2 separate regions of the Homo sapiens genome follow, and region 2 is linked to region 1. A link is a contact called in ENCODE Hi-C data. All regions are on one chromosome and are shown on one strand. Each heading gives the region's core, a stretch centred on a gene start or an enhancer-like site at or near the end of the contact. The rest is flanking DNA. Distances are from core to core; before and after follow the strand shown.

Evidence for each region. A loop is a pair of places that touch in the nucleus more often than their neighbours do. Pooled maps may share reads with other maps.
Region 2: a loop to region 1 is called in a map of posterior cingulate gyrus, with 6 times the contacts of the local background. The contact joins two enhancer-like sites. A Hi-C loop is called at or near these places in 10 of 168 maps with a recorded cell type or tissue (Right ventricle myocardium inferior, ascending aorta, heart left ventricle and 7 more) and 11 of 50 pooled maps.

The regions. Positions count from the first base shown.
Region 1 is chr10:17,920,500-17,928,353 of GRCh38, reverse strand. No RefSeq gene overlaps it. Among named protein-coding and RNA genes, the nearest start is that of SLC39A12, 27 kb to the left of the region's middle. Within about 2 kb of position 4,418, at least 4 of the 41 ENCODE cell types and tissues checked have a DNase peak (open chromatin) inside an H3K27ac peak, as active enhancers do.
Region 2 is chr10:18,153,923-18,161,776 of GRCh38, reverse strand. The region is part of intron 2 of CACNB2 (calcium voltage-gated channel auxiliary subunit beta 2); the gene reads right to left. Among named protein-coding and RNA genes, the nearest start is that of CACNB2, 17 kb to the right of the region's middle. Within about 2 kb of position 2,681, at least 2 of the 41 ENCODE cell types and tissues checked have a DNase peak (open chromatin) inside an H3K27ac peak, as active enhancers do.

The sequences.
Region 1 (7,854 bases), core at 3,169-5,668:
AAAGAAACTTGTCTACTCATACAATAGAATAGTTTTCAGTCTTAAAAAGGAAGGAGGCTGGGCGCAGTGGCTCACACCTGTAATCCCAGGCAGATCACCCAAGGTCGGGAGTTCGACACCAGCCTGACCAACATGGAGAAACCCTGTCTCTACTAAAAATACAAAAATTAGCCAGGCGTGGTGGCACATGCCTATAATCCCAGATACTCAGAGGCTGAGGCAGGAGAGTTGCTTGAATCCAGGAGGCAGAGGTTGTGGTGAGCCGAGATCGAGATCATGCCATTGCACTCCAGCCTGGGCAATAAGAACAAAACTCTGTCTCAAAAAAAAAAAAAAAAAAAGGAAGGAAATTCTGATATGCTAGAACATGGATAGACCTTGAAGATATTATGCTAAATGAAACTAGCCAGTTATGAGAGGACAAATACTATATAATTCCACTTATATGAGGTTCCTAGAGTAGTCAAAGTCATAGAGACAGAAAGTAGCATGTCAGTGTTGGTGGCCAGGGCTTGGGTGGAGAAGAAATTGCGAGTTGTTTAATGGGTGCGAAGTTTCAGGTTTGCAAGATCAGGAGTTCTGGAGATGGACCATGGTGACTGTTGTGCAAAAATGTGAATGTACTTACTACTGAACTGTGTGCGTGAAATTGGTTGAGATGGTAAGTTTTATATGTATTTTATCACAATTACAACAAAATGAATGTGTATATGGACTCCAGGCAGCTTGGCTGGGTGGAGGTAAAGGTAGCTACCAGCTTCTTTCCCACTTCCTGCTGGTGAATCTGCCCACTTCCCTAAGTCAGAGTTTGTCTCTCTCACAAGGCCAAATCTCTCTTCCCAAGAGTTGTTTCAATAATAAAAAAAAAAACACTGCAACCACCAGGAAGATGGTTACTTAAACCAGTGTTTCAATCATGGGCTGCCATTGGATGAGCCTGATGTTTTATAAAAATACCATCTCCAGACTTTACCTCCAGAGATTTGCCTTAATTATATTGGGGCAGGGCAGTAGTTTCATGGAATGGGACCCTAAAGGAAGTCTCTTCTTTCTTCCATTTGGGCCCTGGGCTCTCCTCCCCCCATCCCAGGGAGGCCACATTCTAATGATTACAGCCTCTCACCTGTGGGTCCTTACACTTTGCCCCTCCCCTAGCTTCTTTTCTGTACTCAGGTAATACTGAAACCATTCCCTTTAGCTGCTTTTGCTTGGTCTGCCTCCTTCAAACTTCTTGAAACTGCTTTTGGCAAGGTCACGATGACTTTTCTAATGTTACATCTAGTAGACAGCTTTCAACTCCTGTCTTACCTGATACAGGGCAGCCTTTGGCAGACACTCTTTCCTTGGCCTTTGGAAACTCTTGTAGAATCCTCCCTGGCTGCTTCTCCCAGGTTTCCTTGAAGGTTTTTTTCCTGCCTCTCAAACGGTTATGTTAATGCTCTCCTAGATTCTGTCTAAAGCCCTCTTTTTTATTCCAATTCTTTCATTGACTCAGTGGAGTCGACAAATACTATCAAGCACCATCATGCACTGGGCACTGTCAAAGGCTCCAGACGTTTCACTAATTAACCTAACTAGACCTGGCTCTTGCCTTCATGGAATTTACATTATATTGCAGGGGAAAGGAACAGAGCAGAAAAAAAAATGAATTAAAGAATTCTGACCAGTGTTATGATGAAAATAATCAGGCAGCTGAGTTGAACAACAGGGTAGGAGGCCGCCTTAGGAAAAATGACCTGAGAGATGAAAAGGGTTTCCAAGAGTGAAAACAGCATGGGCAAAGGCCCTGGGGTAAGAGCTCAACTGGTTTGAGATGCTGAGGGAGGACCAGTGTGGCCAAAGCATAGAAAGTAGGCATGTGGCAGGCCAGGAGCAGGTGAGACAGGTCCTCTAGAATGTGGTAAGAAGGTTGGGGGCTCTTCTAAATGAAGTTGGAAGATATTGAAAGGTATTAAATTGAAGAGGGATATAGTGTGACTCACATTTTAGGAAGACCACTTGGTGCATTGTGGGGAATGACTGGAGGGTAATGGAAGTGAAAGTAGGGAAATAGAAGTTTGTTGTATTTCAGGCAAGAAATAATGGCGGCTGCACTAGGGAGTGGCCAGGCAGAGACAAACATGGGCAAGTAGAAGTGAAAAGTAGAATTGAACACACTTTGTGATATATATGGAGGGTGAGGGAAAGAGGAAGCAAGAAGGGCTCCAAGTTTTCTAGATTGAGTGGCTGAGTTGCCATTCAATGTTGCCATTCACTAAGTGGAAACCATCAGAGTAGTAACCACATGGGGAAAATATTGTGTTCTATCTGGTTAAATTTCAGATGCCCATGACGCGTTTAAGGAGAACAGTCAAGTAGGCAAGTTAGATGTTCCAAGTAGAATCTAAAGCTAAAGATGTAAATATGAGGTTCATCAGCATGAAAATTACATTTATTCATTTGCACATTTTTTAGGATCTTATTTTTAATTAAATGACTATTTTCAGAAACAAAACCTATTACTCATCATGCATTTCACAGGAGTTCTAACTAGAATGGATTATAAACATCACATTATATCAAAAGAAAGAAAAACGTCAAACTGCCCAAGAATTTCCTTTTTAGATTTCATCAGGTTGAAAAATGACCCAAAAGACCAAGTCCACATTGAGGTTAGGATCACCTACCACCTACACTGATGGCATTATTTCCTGTTTCTGGTCAACTTCATAATTTTAATTTTGAAAAGAGAAGGAAATATTCAGTAATAATGAAATAATTTCATGTCTATTAAATATCTGTCATTTTTCTTAAATTGCAAATAATTCATAAGACAATATTTGGTTTAGACTTACAGACCAAAAAAGGAGAAATGCCCCCAAATCTTTCAGGCACCCTTAATACAGAAGTAGCTGTTTGGCTAAATGTCCTTCCAATGACTCCTTCATAATCTGTCTACATATAGTCACTAATTAAGTGCTCTGATGGTTATAGTCCTACTTGTAGCTTTTAAAGATGACTATGGCAAGGGAATTAAGAGGGTCGCCAAAGGCAAACGTGTTTACCAAGCACCATTCAGAAGCTTTTGTAACAAGGAGCCGGCACTGCCTGATGGAATCTGCACTGCCTTGGGTTTGCTCCTGGCACCTTCAACATCTCTAAGCTCTGCCACGACAGCACTGAGTGGGCCTCCCACCTCAGACTTTTCTGTCATCAACAACCTGAGTAACATCTCAAGTTTCTTATTGAAAGTTTTAAGTTTGGCAGTGTCTATGTGATACTGAACGTGACCTTCAGCTCTTTGATCAGAGCAGGTGGCACATATGCTGTTGACTCAACTCTTCATGTCTTGGTGGTGATCACTGATGTCTTAGGTATGAGTCTATACGGGCGATGGCATTGATCATCCCTGTGGTTATAGTTTTGGTCCCAAAGCTCGAGCAGATGCATTCAGTGCTGCTTTCTGTGCTAACTGCAGAACAGCCTGCCAGGACCTCTAGGGTGATAGTCTTTGCTAATCTATCAAATGTTTGAGGAGTCATGATGTTATAATTGGTTTGTTAAGAATAGAGTACAGTATTTGACCACTTGCTCTCAGCTAGGGCCCAGCAATAGCTTTTGAACTCATAGCTTATGTTATGCCACTATCAGTCTTCTGTTTTGGTTCTTTACGGAATATTCCAACTTGATACTTCAATATTAGATGCAGTTGAAATGGAAGTTCCATTAGTCAAAGAGACAAAATTAGAGCTGAAAAACACATGAATTATAGATGTTGTTGGCTACCCAGGTGTTACACCCACTATAGTCCTTGAAACACATTTTCACTTTGATAGTCTTTTTGTGAGTTCCTACGGGTTGACGGCAGCTATCTAAGGACTTTGGTAGGTGGTTAAGGGGAACTGCTGGAGAATGAATGACTGTGGCTTCTCCAGTGACTGTGGCTCATGGTCCTTGAGCATTTTTTCAGTTTGTGTCTTAACCTATGTGAGATTTATTGGCAGGCACGCCCTCTGAGCTAAACCATTCTTTTCCTTATGAAGGAACACATATTTTGTAAGTAGTTCTTTGATATCCTGAGGCTTGGCACCAGGGACTATGCCTGGCTGAAGATCATCCAAATGAACCCACTGGCTTGGATGCTCTGAGGATCAACTTCAAGAAATGGTTACCTGTTACCGCCTGGCCTCCCTAAGCTTGTTCCGCCTGCTCCTCTCTACCCACATGGAAAACCCAGAGATTTCACTGCCTTTCAAGGAAGAAAACTGGCTTTTAAACAAGAACAAGGAAGAAGCAAAACAAGCACAATGACTATACCCATGTTGAGGGGGAGCTCAGAGGAAAACTATGGCTTCAGAAATACCAGTTGGCTGAGACATCTCAGAAACTGTGCCAGATTCCTGGCTGCTTGGCAGTGGAGTTGAGTCAGCTGCTCAGGCGAAGGTCCCAAACTGGTTCTGCTTCCTTCTTCATGCTCTGCAAGTCTAGCCTGGGCATCTATACTGGCTGAGGGATGGCCGTGCAGATAATAAAAGCAGGAGTCCCAGTACCTGCTTCATGACCAATAAATCACAGGTGCTTGAGACCAGTAGCAGGTGTATCCAGCGAGGCTGCAACTCACACGGGGAGGGGACTCACAGCAGAGGTGCTGTGCACCAGGGCACATAAAATACTGCAACAGCCTCTTCTGACAAAAACATTTCTTACATAATCCATCTCTAGTTACAGCGTACTGACACACGGCAGCAAGGGCCCAGAAGGGAGCCTGGCACGGCCAGATAAAGTCAGGGTTTTTTTTTTTTTTTTTTTTTTTTTAATAAGACTCAAGATCAGTAACACAAAAAGCTCAGAGACTGTAGAAGCTTAGCTCCTCTTTTAGCCTGGAACTTCCTTGAGGGAATCAAACCTTGCCAGATAAACCATCATATTCAGAGAACTGGTTCCAGCAGACGATCAGTCCCACACTTCTTCTCTGCTGGAAACTTTAAATCCACCTCCTGTCCCCACCCATTCAAGAGCCAGGACCTCTGAGTTTTGGAATTAACACTAGGGTCTTACATGGCAGCCAGCAAAACACACTTGGGAAATACATGAAATCCCACTTGATTGCATGCCACTGTGCCTGGTATATGATAGGCACTTAGTTTCCCTATCACTTTTATAGCCAAGTGTTACTCTGACTTTCAGAAAATTGAGGGAGAATAAGAGATGGAACTCTCTTCAAAATATTTATTGCAATTTTCCTCCAAGAACTGGATGTGTTTTCTTCTGCCCTCTAACTTTGAGAGAATAAAGCTGAATTATCTAGTTTTGATGGTCAGGAGTATCAGAAAGTTTCCATTAACTTCCTTTTAGAAGGTGAGCAAACCTTGGCCCAAGGAGACTGGCACTTTATGATGGATATCTCCATGGGTCAAACTGATACTGTTGGGCTAGGCGAGGTTCCCGGTTGCCAGTGGGACCTCAACTCCAGCCAATGTCCAGGCTCTTGACACCATCGTGAGAAGAAATTCAAGGATTCAGAAAATAGTGCAAGTATGGAGATTAACTGCAAAGTATAAAGTACACACTCCAGAAAGGAAGTGCTGTACTTCCATCCGTGTACTCAAGAAAGTCACGCAATGGGGTTTAGGGTTGCTACTTCTATGGGTTTTTTTAACCAAAGGGTGGACTATTCATGAGAATTCCTGGAAGCAAGTGATTTCTCTGAACTATGGTGCCAGCCATTTTTACATCAAATATGGGTATTCTCAGAACTGTCATAGTACTAGTGGGTATGTCATTTGTATGTTAATGAACATATAATGAGGTCCTAGGTGAAACCTAGGTCAAATCCAGTGCCATGCTGAGTGCAGTCTGTCTTAGTCAGCTTGGTTCACACACTGGTTTTTCAGGATCTTAGCCCCTAGCCTCTAGTCACGTGAAACTGCTGCCTGCAATCTTTTTATTCTGTGATCATCATGTATTATTCCTGTCTCAAACCAATTTACTGTTATTACTCATACCCTGGAAAGATGGTTCTTTTCACAAAGACCTAGGGTTCTGCCCAGGGCTCCGTGATATCTGACCTATGGTATCCGATTCTTGGAGTTCATATTCTAAGATTGGATAGGAGAGGCAAAGCTTCACTCACACATACTCATTAATGGTGATTATGAAAGGGATGTGAGGAGTCGTGCACTGGGAGAGAATTAGGGGTTTAGGGAAAACTGCGGGAGTGGATTTTAGTATCTGTGATTCCTGATTAACAAAAGCATGGAGAAGCTGCAGCTTTAGTTAATTCCTATGCTCTTGAGCTACACTGCTTTTACCTCATGGATTAGGTGAGATTTCTAACAAGCAGTTTGGGGGAAATGCAATTTCAATGCAAAAGGATTCCAAAATAGAACGCTCCTCAAAGTCACAGTCTAAGGCCTGTGTGCCTCAGAATCTTTTGGGAAATTGATTGAAATGCAGATTCCAGGGCTCCACCCCAGGTCTACTTAATGAGAATCACAAGCATGGACCCAGAGGAATCTGAGCTTTAGAATAAGCTTCTCATGTGGCTCTTAGGCCCAGCAGTGTTTGAGAACTCCTGCTAGAATCCTCAATCAGGGACAGGCCCAGAGTCTTGAATTTTCTTGCACTTAAAGAAAAAAAAATTAAATCAATGGAAAAAACATGGTAGCTTTGTAAAGCTCCTTAAAACTGAGGCAACTGTGTGTACATGAGCTATAATCACACCCACAAGGAGAAAGCTCCCACAGAGCTAGTTGAACAAGATCAATAACCACTGCCAAAACCTATTCTTGCAGAGCTGTCGTGAATAGTGTTAATATTTTAAAGCACCACAGAAGAGTCGGATCTCCAGCCAACTCAAGGAGCCTTTCCAATGTCACTGTCACTTTTAAAGAAAGTGCCTGTCAGGGGGCATTTCCGAATAAAGAACATTTACAGAACACCAAAGAAATACTAGTACCAAAGTATGTGTTTCTGGTATGTTGTGAGCAGTTTGGGTGGAATTACCAGGGGAAGCAGTCCCCTGATACATTTTTATAACATCTATTGAGGCTTGACCAAGAACAATATTTTAAGGAAGCTTTCTTATTTAGTATTTAAATATACTCCATATTTAAATCCATGCTATTTTCTATTTAATATTTAAATATAATCCATATTATGTAATCCATATATTTAAATATTAACTCAGCAAATTAGTTAAATACTAAGCAAACTTTTAGTTTCTTATTGAAAATTTCTCATTTCAATAAGAAAACTTAGTTTCAATCACCTCTCGAACACCCCACCTGTCAATATTATTGCATTGACCCTTAAGTTTCAACATCTGAGTTTTAGAAGAAACACGTACAAAAACTAAAGGTTTTAAGAAAACTAAAAGTTGTCTCAGTATTTAAATATGAATTTTCTTTAAAAAAAATCACAGAAGCATGAAAAGTTGAAAATTATAATTGAAATTTTTTGGTTATATCCTCTCTTTGGTTAAAAAAAAAAGATTTGGGGTAGCCATTCTACATCAGTGAATTTACCAACTGTTTTCCCATAATTGTGAGAGAGATTTACTATGTTGTACCAAAGAGAGAATACTGAGGATTAATACCTTCAAACCAGTACCAGTTAACTTTATTTCTTCCTATCTCAATCCATTTGTGCTGCAGACACAGGGGTGACTTATAAAGAACAGAGATTCATTTTCCTCACAGTTCTGGAGACTGAGAAGCCCAAGGTCAAGTCACCTGCATAGGGGAAGAACCTTCTTGCTGCATTCTCTAGAGGGGAGAAACGTCACGTCCTCACATAGTAGAAGGCAGAAGCCGGAGAGAGCTGAACGTAGTAGAAGGCGGAAGCGGAAAAGAGCTGAACGCTTTCAGAAGCCTC
Region 2 (7,854 bases), core at 1,432-3,931, 240 kb before region 1:
TTAAAAAATATTTTTAGTAGAGACAGGGTTTCAGCATGTTGGCCAGGCTGGTCTTGAATTACTGACCACAGGTGATTCACCTGCCTGGGCCTCAAATTTGCTTGTTTGTTTTGGTGGGAAGGGGCAGTTGTTATAAAAAAAAAAAAAGAGATTTGCCATGTTCCAACTTTCAGATGCGGCACCTGGACCACCAAGAAATCAACAAATCTTTCCATGGCAATGAGAATGGGGGTCATGAATAGGACTAAACTTTAAGGTTACACCTACAAGAGAAAGAAGACCCCTGGCTCAGAGATGTGCTTTCCAAGAAGGAAAAGCTGGTAGGGTCATAGTGTTCAGACTCTGAGACAGGAAGAGGAGAAAGTATGGTCAGGGCAAAGTAACCTTGACAGAAGTCTAAACAATCACACGATCCCCATACTCTATGCAAAAGAAGAAATGGAGGCTGGCACTTTTCTACAGATACTAAGGATATAAGAAAATATTAATGGAGATGTCAGGCTTGAAGCCAAAATAATTTTCTAGAACCTGATGACAGTTTTGGAAGGATAACACAGATGGCCAAGGCAATGGCAGGGGACAGGGACTTCCTGAAGAACTTTTACTACATTTTCCTAAATATGAATTAATGGAAGACTCTACAGAGCTTCTTCCATCCTTCTTGGATTATCTTCCTGTTTTCCCCTCTTCTTTATCCTCCAACTGCAATAAATACATGGTGAATGGGAGCATGATCAGCTCTGAGGCGGGTAGGGGGAGACACCATTCCTTTTTCACCAACTCAGGTCTTTGTAACAGACACACATGCTTGGTCACAATTGCGGACTAAAGATGAGACAAAAATTGGAAAACTTACTTAATGAACTAAGCCATAGCAAATATTTTTGAGATTATGTCTCAATACTGAACCCTCAAAAATGACTTCTCCAGCATGTGATAATCATCAAATGTGAAGATTCCAGAAACAAAACAAGAGAGAAAGGAACTGACTATATTTACATCTATAAGTGACAGAATAGGGAAGAGGGAAGTATTCTTTGATCATACCAGACCACCACCTTAGATGCCATGCCTGGGAAGACCTGAGACACAAGAATAACTAACTTTAAGCTAAGTAAGTAATCTTCAGTAGTACTCCTAAAAGTTTATGATTCATCTGAAACACATGCTTTTTATAAATTCAGAATTTAAGGAAATTCTATTTTCCTAGTTATGCTAGTTACTTTATATTAGATAATCAAGATAAACTTTCAACCAATCTAGTAAGGTTAATTCAGTTTGCGTGACTTCTAAGACTTTATATGGTTTAACCAAACAGAAGATGAATAAAAATGGAAGAAAATGAGGTATCGGTGGAAAGTGTAATTCAAAGCATATCTGAGAGTTGAAGAAAATAAAAGTAACTACAGAAAGAATTCTTGGTTTTAAAATGATGTATCTTCATAGAAAAGTATATACGCAAACATAAAAAAATCTCAATCCACAAAATTATTTTAATAACTGGAGCACTTAATCAAGCCTAGTTTATAAAGTGTTCCAAATACCTAAAAATAATATATGAATGAGGAAGATTTTTTCTATAATCAAACCCTTGTTCTCCCCAAAATTATGTTCAACGAGACATGTTAAAATTAATTATATGTTGAAGTGCAAAATCTAAATTTTGTTTTAATACTTTCTAAAGTACCTATATCTCCTAAAAAGAAAAAAGTAAAATGTTTTAATAGTATACAGGCTTATCCTACAGAAAAAACAAGGGACTTCTTTATTTAAAAAGGTCAATATTTTTATACTGATATCTTTAAGATGAGTTCTTAGGACACCAAACAGACTCTGCCATTCACAAAATCTAAGTGACTCCATAATAAGATAAAAAGAAATTTACAGGAAATCACAGTGGCAATAAATCTACTGAATTATTATTTATAGTGTGTTTGTGACGCATACAGCATAACAAGGCAACAGGCCAGTATTTAAGGGCTGAAAGATTTATCCAACCTTAAACATATCAGTCTACGCAGGCCTGGAGTCTGTAATCATTATCGCAGTTTAATCTGTCTTTGCAAAACAAAACTAAAAAATAGACTGTGTGCCTCTGTGATTAATCATTTGCATTTAAAGCCAATTTGAACTAATATAAAAGATCCAAAAATGCAGCACCAAGAACAAGGTACTGAGAGACGACGGAATTTGTTTAGAATACCATGTTCTGAAAGTGTCATGCAACCTTCTGTTAAATATTTGGTTCATTCCATTTTGTCATCCTGATTTGTATTCTAGAAGCTGTTAGAAGCTACAGGATAATTTCGTTACAACCACAGCATATGTTGGTGAGCAAAATCCCTGATCAGTTGCAAAGTTCTTCCCCGTTAACCCCAAAGAACAATGGCGCTTGAAAATCCCAAAAACAGTTGTGGATTCCTAAAGCTCAACTTTCTGCACAAAGGACACAAGTGTGCAACGCAGCAACCTATGGAAAAAAATCAGTGTAAACAGTTCGCGAGTCCGGGCTATACGCGGCAGGAGCATAGAGTAGAAAGCTCAGATGACAATGTACTTTCAATGAAAATGGCCATGCTGTGGAATCATAAAAATAAAGCAAAGCTGGCAGTCATCCTCTTAGCATTTGGTGTTCAACTTTGGAATGCTGCCAGGTACATAAATGTAGCCAAGGAGAACACATGTCTTTAAGAAAATGAAGACATTTTCAAAAAAGAAAAAGAAGACAAAACAGGGAGGGAGGGAGGAAGAGAGAGAATGAGAGAGAACAGAACTACACTAAATAAGCAGTGGCAGTTACTAACACTGCCTCCTCTACCTCCCCCCTCATCAAAGCTGCTTTAACTTTGATAACCAGTACTTATTTGCAGATGTACATATTTTTCCCTGACCTTGGCAGCATCAAAGAATTTATACACTTAGCAATTCTTGCACAATCTCTTGAAAAGAACAGCACAAATGTTCTACCCATCCATGCCAAGCAGGACTTGTTACTCTTCCCCACCTATTTTTCTTCCAGTAAGTTAATTTATCTGTTTAGATTTTGGCTCTAAAATAAACTTCTAAGACAACTAAACTTAGAGATTTTTTTTTCCTTTCTTTTGATGAAGTTAGGAGAAAAGAAGTGATATGAAAAACTAATTCACTTAATAGGCTATAAATTTGTGCAAAGTACTAAATACAAAAGATTAAGAATTATAGCTTTTCCAGGTTTATTACAATGATAAATGAAATTTTTTCATTCATGTATCTGTTCTCAACCCATAGCCAAAGAGTTTCTACGGGAATTGAAGACAACCTCAATAGCTGCAATAATCTTAATAACAAGTCCAAGATAACTATAGCTTTATGTATTGAATCTCTTATAGCACATAAACAATTTGAAAATAATATTCATTCATTCTAATAACAGTGCCTAGAGGTTATGTTTAACACTTTGTTCTCCGTAATAAATTAAAATTATGACAATTTACAAAGCAAAAGCCCTTATGAACTGGAAAGCAATTTCTAAATGAGGTTACTGTAAAACTAGGTGCCATAAATATGCCTAACTTTACCCAGATTCACAACAGGAGTGATTCATGGGCCCACATCAGCCTCCGCCAAACCTCAAAACAGGTGATTCATACTTGATTTCATTTCTGTTTATTTTTCTTTTCAAAAAGGACTTTCAGAATTCCAAAAAGTTTATGTTCCTATGACTTTTGTGGGAGAAAGGAAAAAAATAAATGCTCCTCCAATTCCAGTTCCACTTTTCATGACCAGCAAGAGTGCTGGAGGATGCCAAACAGTATCACAAACTAGGAATCTGAGGAACTTTTCATGAGAGAAGGGAATTATGCCGATCTAAAAAAAAATCATGATGCCTAGTGAAAATTTACAACGCTGAAGACATTCTCACTTTCCGGTACAGAAGGAAGTTAAAAGTAGAAGACTAACTTTTATCTTTCTATGTATTTGTCGTAGGAATTTTTCTGCATGTCTTCCTTAGATGAAAGAATGAAATTGTTATTATAATTTATTCATTTCCTTTAGCTACAAGGAAGTATAGCATAACCAATAAGGACAAGAATCTGGAGTCAATCACTTAGACTCAGATTTTGACTCCAACCTTACATTTGACGTGACTGTGGAAAAGTCACTTCACCTCTGAGCCTCCATTTCTCATCTGTGAAACGGGGAGACAGAACTTAAAGTAAGCATTTAATGAACACTATTATTTCCCTCTCCATAGTCTATTTCTTATTCGGGTTTTAACTAATGTTACAAATAGGCAGTAATATTTACAAATAATAGTAATAAACCCTTAAATAATGCATATTACGTATGGTTCTAAACAAATTACAAGTGATAACTCATGTAATCCTTACACCTAATTTTGAGGTAAGCATTTTTTTTCCAGAGGAAAAAGCTGCTGTACAGAAAGATTCAGTTACTTGTCCAAAGGCCAACTAATAAATAGCAAAGCCAGAATTCAGACTCATGTAGCCTGGCTTCCAAGTCCAGGCGTTCGCCACTAACCAGCTTCTTGAAGAAAACTGTTTAAATAAATCTTATAACATCATAATTTACATAAAAGATAAATATAGAAATTATACGTTCAGTATATAAGTGATCATGTATTGCACCTAGGTAACATTTTTGTCTGCAACCTAAAAGAATGACATTTAAAAAGCAATCAGATAAACCACAGTTCACTTTTTTTTTTTTTTTTGAGACAAAGTTTCGTTCTTGTTGCCCAGGCAGGAGTGCAATGGCGCAATCTGAGTGCAATGGCGCAATCTCGGCTCACCGCAGTCTCTGCCTCCTGGGTTCAAGCAATTCTCCTGCCTGCCCCAGCCTCCCAAGTAGCTGGGATTACAGGCATGCGCCACCACACCCAGCCAATTTTTTTTTTTTTTTCTACTTTTAGTAGAGACAGGGTTTCTCCATGTTGGTCAGGCTGGTCTCGATCTCCTGACCTCAGGTGACCCTCCTGCTTCAGCCTCCCAAAGTGCTGAGATTACAGGTGTGAGCCACCACGCCCAGCCCACAGTTAACTTTTGTTCCAATTAATGTTTTAGGAAACTGCAAGGAAGAACAGATTCTGTCTTTGAAATATTTGATGTACTGTATAAGATGAGCTAGTTTATCACTTTACAACAAGTTTATATGGAATAGAACCAACAGCAACCTCATATTTCACAGTTCATGGGAAATCCCACTAACATCTGCCACGCACAGCCAATGACCCCTATGGACAGACCCCTTCCTGTACTACTGGATCAAGACTCAGCCCTTACCCCAAAGGCTAACATGAATCCAGTTTCCGGGGGAAAATTAACTAACTTCATGGGGCATGTCATTTCCCCAATCCTCTTGTAACATATCACTGACTTCAAATAAGTTGATAATGTCAAGGGCCAGAAGACTAGTTAATTGACTAACTAATGGTGAACTGGTTTATTAACAAAATGGAACCTTCATCTATATATAACTGCAAAAATTCTTTCAAGGTAGCTGCTGTTCTGCTTTAGAGCCTAACACAGAAACATATCAAGAAGAAAACTTTCCTTAAGACCAGTGATTCTTCTTAAAGATAAGGTTCGTTACCTAACTAAACTATACAACTAAAAGTCTGGAAAGATAAAACCACTGGTAAATGCTTTTTACCCTTTTACTTTGTAGCCTTTTTCTGCTGATGTTACAATATATTCAAATATGTTTCACCATATTCTAATATTTATAATTTTAATTAAATTGCTACAGAATTAATTATGACTAATGAGAAATTGACTACAAAGAGTAATAAAATGCTCTGATAAAACCTTTCATGTATATAATGTGATATATATGGTATGTATATGGCATATTGACATATATATATATATATATATATAATATGTTCTCTCTCTCTCTCTCCCTCTCTCTCTCATTCTCTCTCTCTGTTCTCTAGATGTTCCCTAGGCCTAGCCACAGTTAAATTGTGGGTTAGATATCAGAAAAATGGGTATTAATACCACATTGAGCTACCACTGCACTGTCATAAAACTGACTGTAATGAAAAAGATTGACACTACTAAGTGTTAGCAAAGATGTAAGACAACTGAAACCATCACCCACTGCTTGTGGGAGTGCAAACTGGTACAACCATCTTGGAAAACTGTTTCATGATGTTTACTTTAGCTGAACACAGGCATGCCATATTACCTAGCATTCCACTCTATTCACTGAACAAAAATGCATACATATGTGTATGAAAGGAGCACATAAGAATGTGCATAGGAACATCAATCTCAGTTCCCTCAACTGGAAATGGCCCAATGTCTACCAACAGTAGAGCACATAAATCAAATGTGGTCTTTCCACACAGTGGAATGCTGTAAAATCACACCAACAAACCAAAATCAACCAAAGACAATCCACAAATTACTAAAATGTCCAACATAGATAAATATAACAGCCATAATGTTCAGTGAAAGAATTCAGATACAAAATGATTCCATTTACATAAAACTGCAAAAACAGGTAAAACAAATGTATGGTATTGGAAGTAAGGATGGTGATTATCTTTAGTGAGGAAAGAGGGAATATGATTGAGAAAGGTCCAAAAGGGGACAGGTGAGGCTGAATGCTTATTTCTTTACCTGGGTGGTGGCTCCACAGGGGTTGACCTTATGACAACTCACCAGGCTGAACACATGATTTGTGCACTTTTTGGCATATATGTTACATGATCAATAAGAAGGTTGATTTTAAAAGGCCCATTTTCAAGCCTAATTATATATTAATCTCTATTGGTCTGCTTGAGCTGCCATAACAGATTACTACAGGGTGGTTTCAACAATAATTAATTTTCTCGCAGTTTTGGAAACTAAAAGCCCAAGGTCAAGGTGTCAGCAGGGTTGCTTTTTGGTGAGGCCTCTCTCGCCTTAGCTTGCGGACTGCTGCCTCCTCACTGTGTCCTCACATGACCTTTTCTCTGTGTGCATGCAACCTCATTCTCTTTTTGTCTTCTTAAAAGGATAACAGCCCAGTGCGGTGGCTCATGTCTGTAATCCCAGCACTTTGGGAGGCCGAGGCGGGTGGATCACTTGAGGTCAGGAGTTTGAGACCAGCCTGGCCAACATGGCGAAACCCTGTCTCTACTAAAAATACGAATATTAGCCAGACATGGTGGTGCACACCTGTAATCCCAGCTACTGGGGAGGCTGAGGCAAGAGAACTACTTAAACCCAGGAGATGGAGGTTGCAGTGAGCCAAGATCAGGCCACCGCACTCCAGCCTGGGCGACAGAGTGAGACTCCACCTCAAAACAAAAAACAAAAACAAAAAAAAAAGATAACAGTCCTAATGAATTAGAGCCCCACTCCCAGAGGCCTCATCTCCAAATATAGTCACACTGGGTGTCTGCGCTTCTAAAGATGAATTTGAGGGTTGGATAGGAGGACAATTTATTCCTTAACAAACTCTCTGATATTCTCCAAGTTGTTTTTTTTTTTTTTAAAGTTCTTAATTCCTTTCCTTTATGTCAAATTTTCACATTATCAACCTCTAAAACTTTTAAATCTTGGTATTATAAAGACTACCTAAAAGTATACCTAGTGTTTCTGAATATTTTACTTTTTAAATTTCTTTCAAATCATATACTGTTTATAACAATAAAATTCTAAGGTTTTTAAAATTATATAGGAACTATTTTTAATCAAAGGGCTATAGTAGACTCTAACTGCAAGATATTTTAAAACAAAATTCTATTGGGCAAATATCTTTGTAATACCAATTATATATGTTCCCTAGCTACAGACAAGTACGCAATATGTGTCGATGCAAGTCACTTGTTTAAAAAACATACACTTACTTTAAAAAACAACA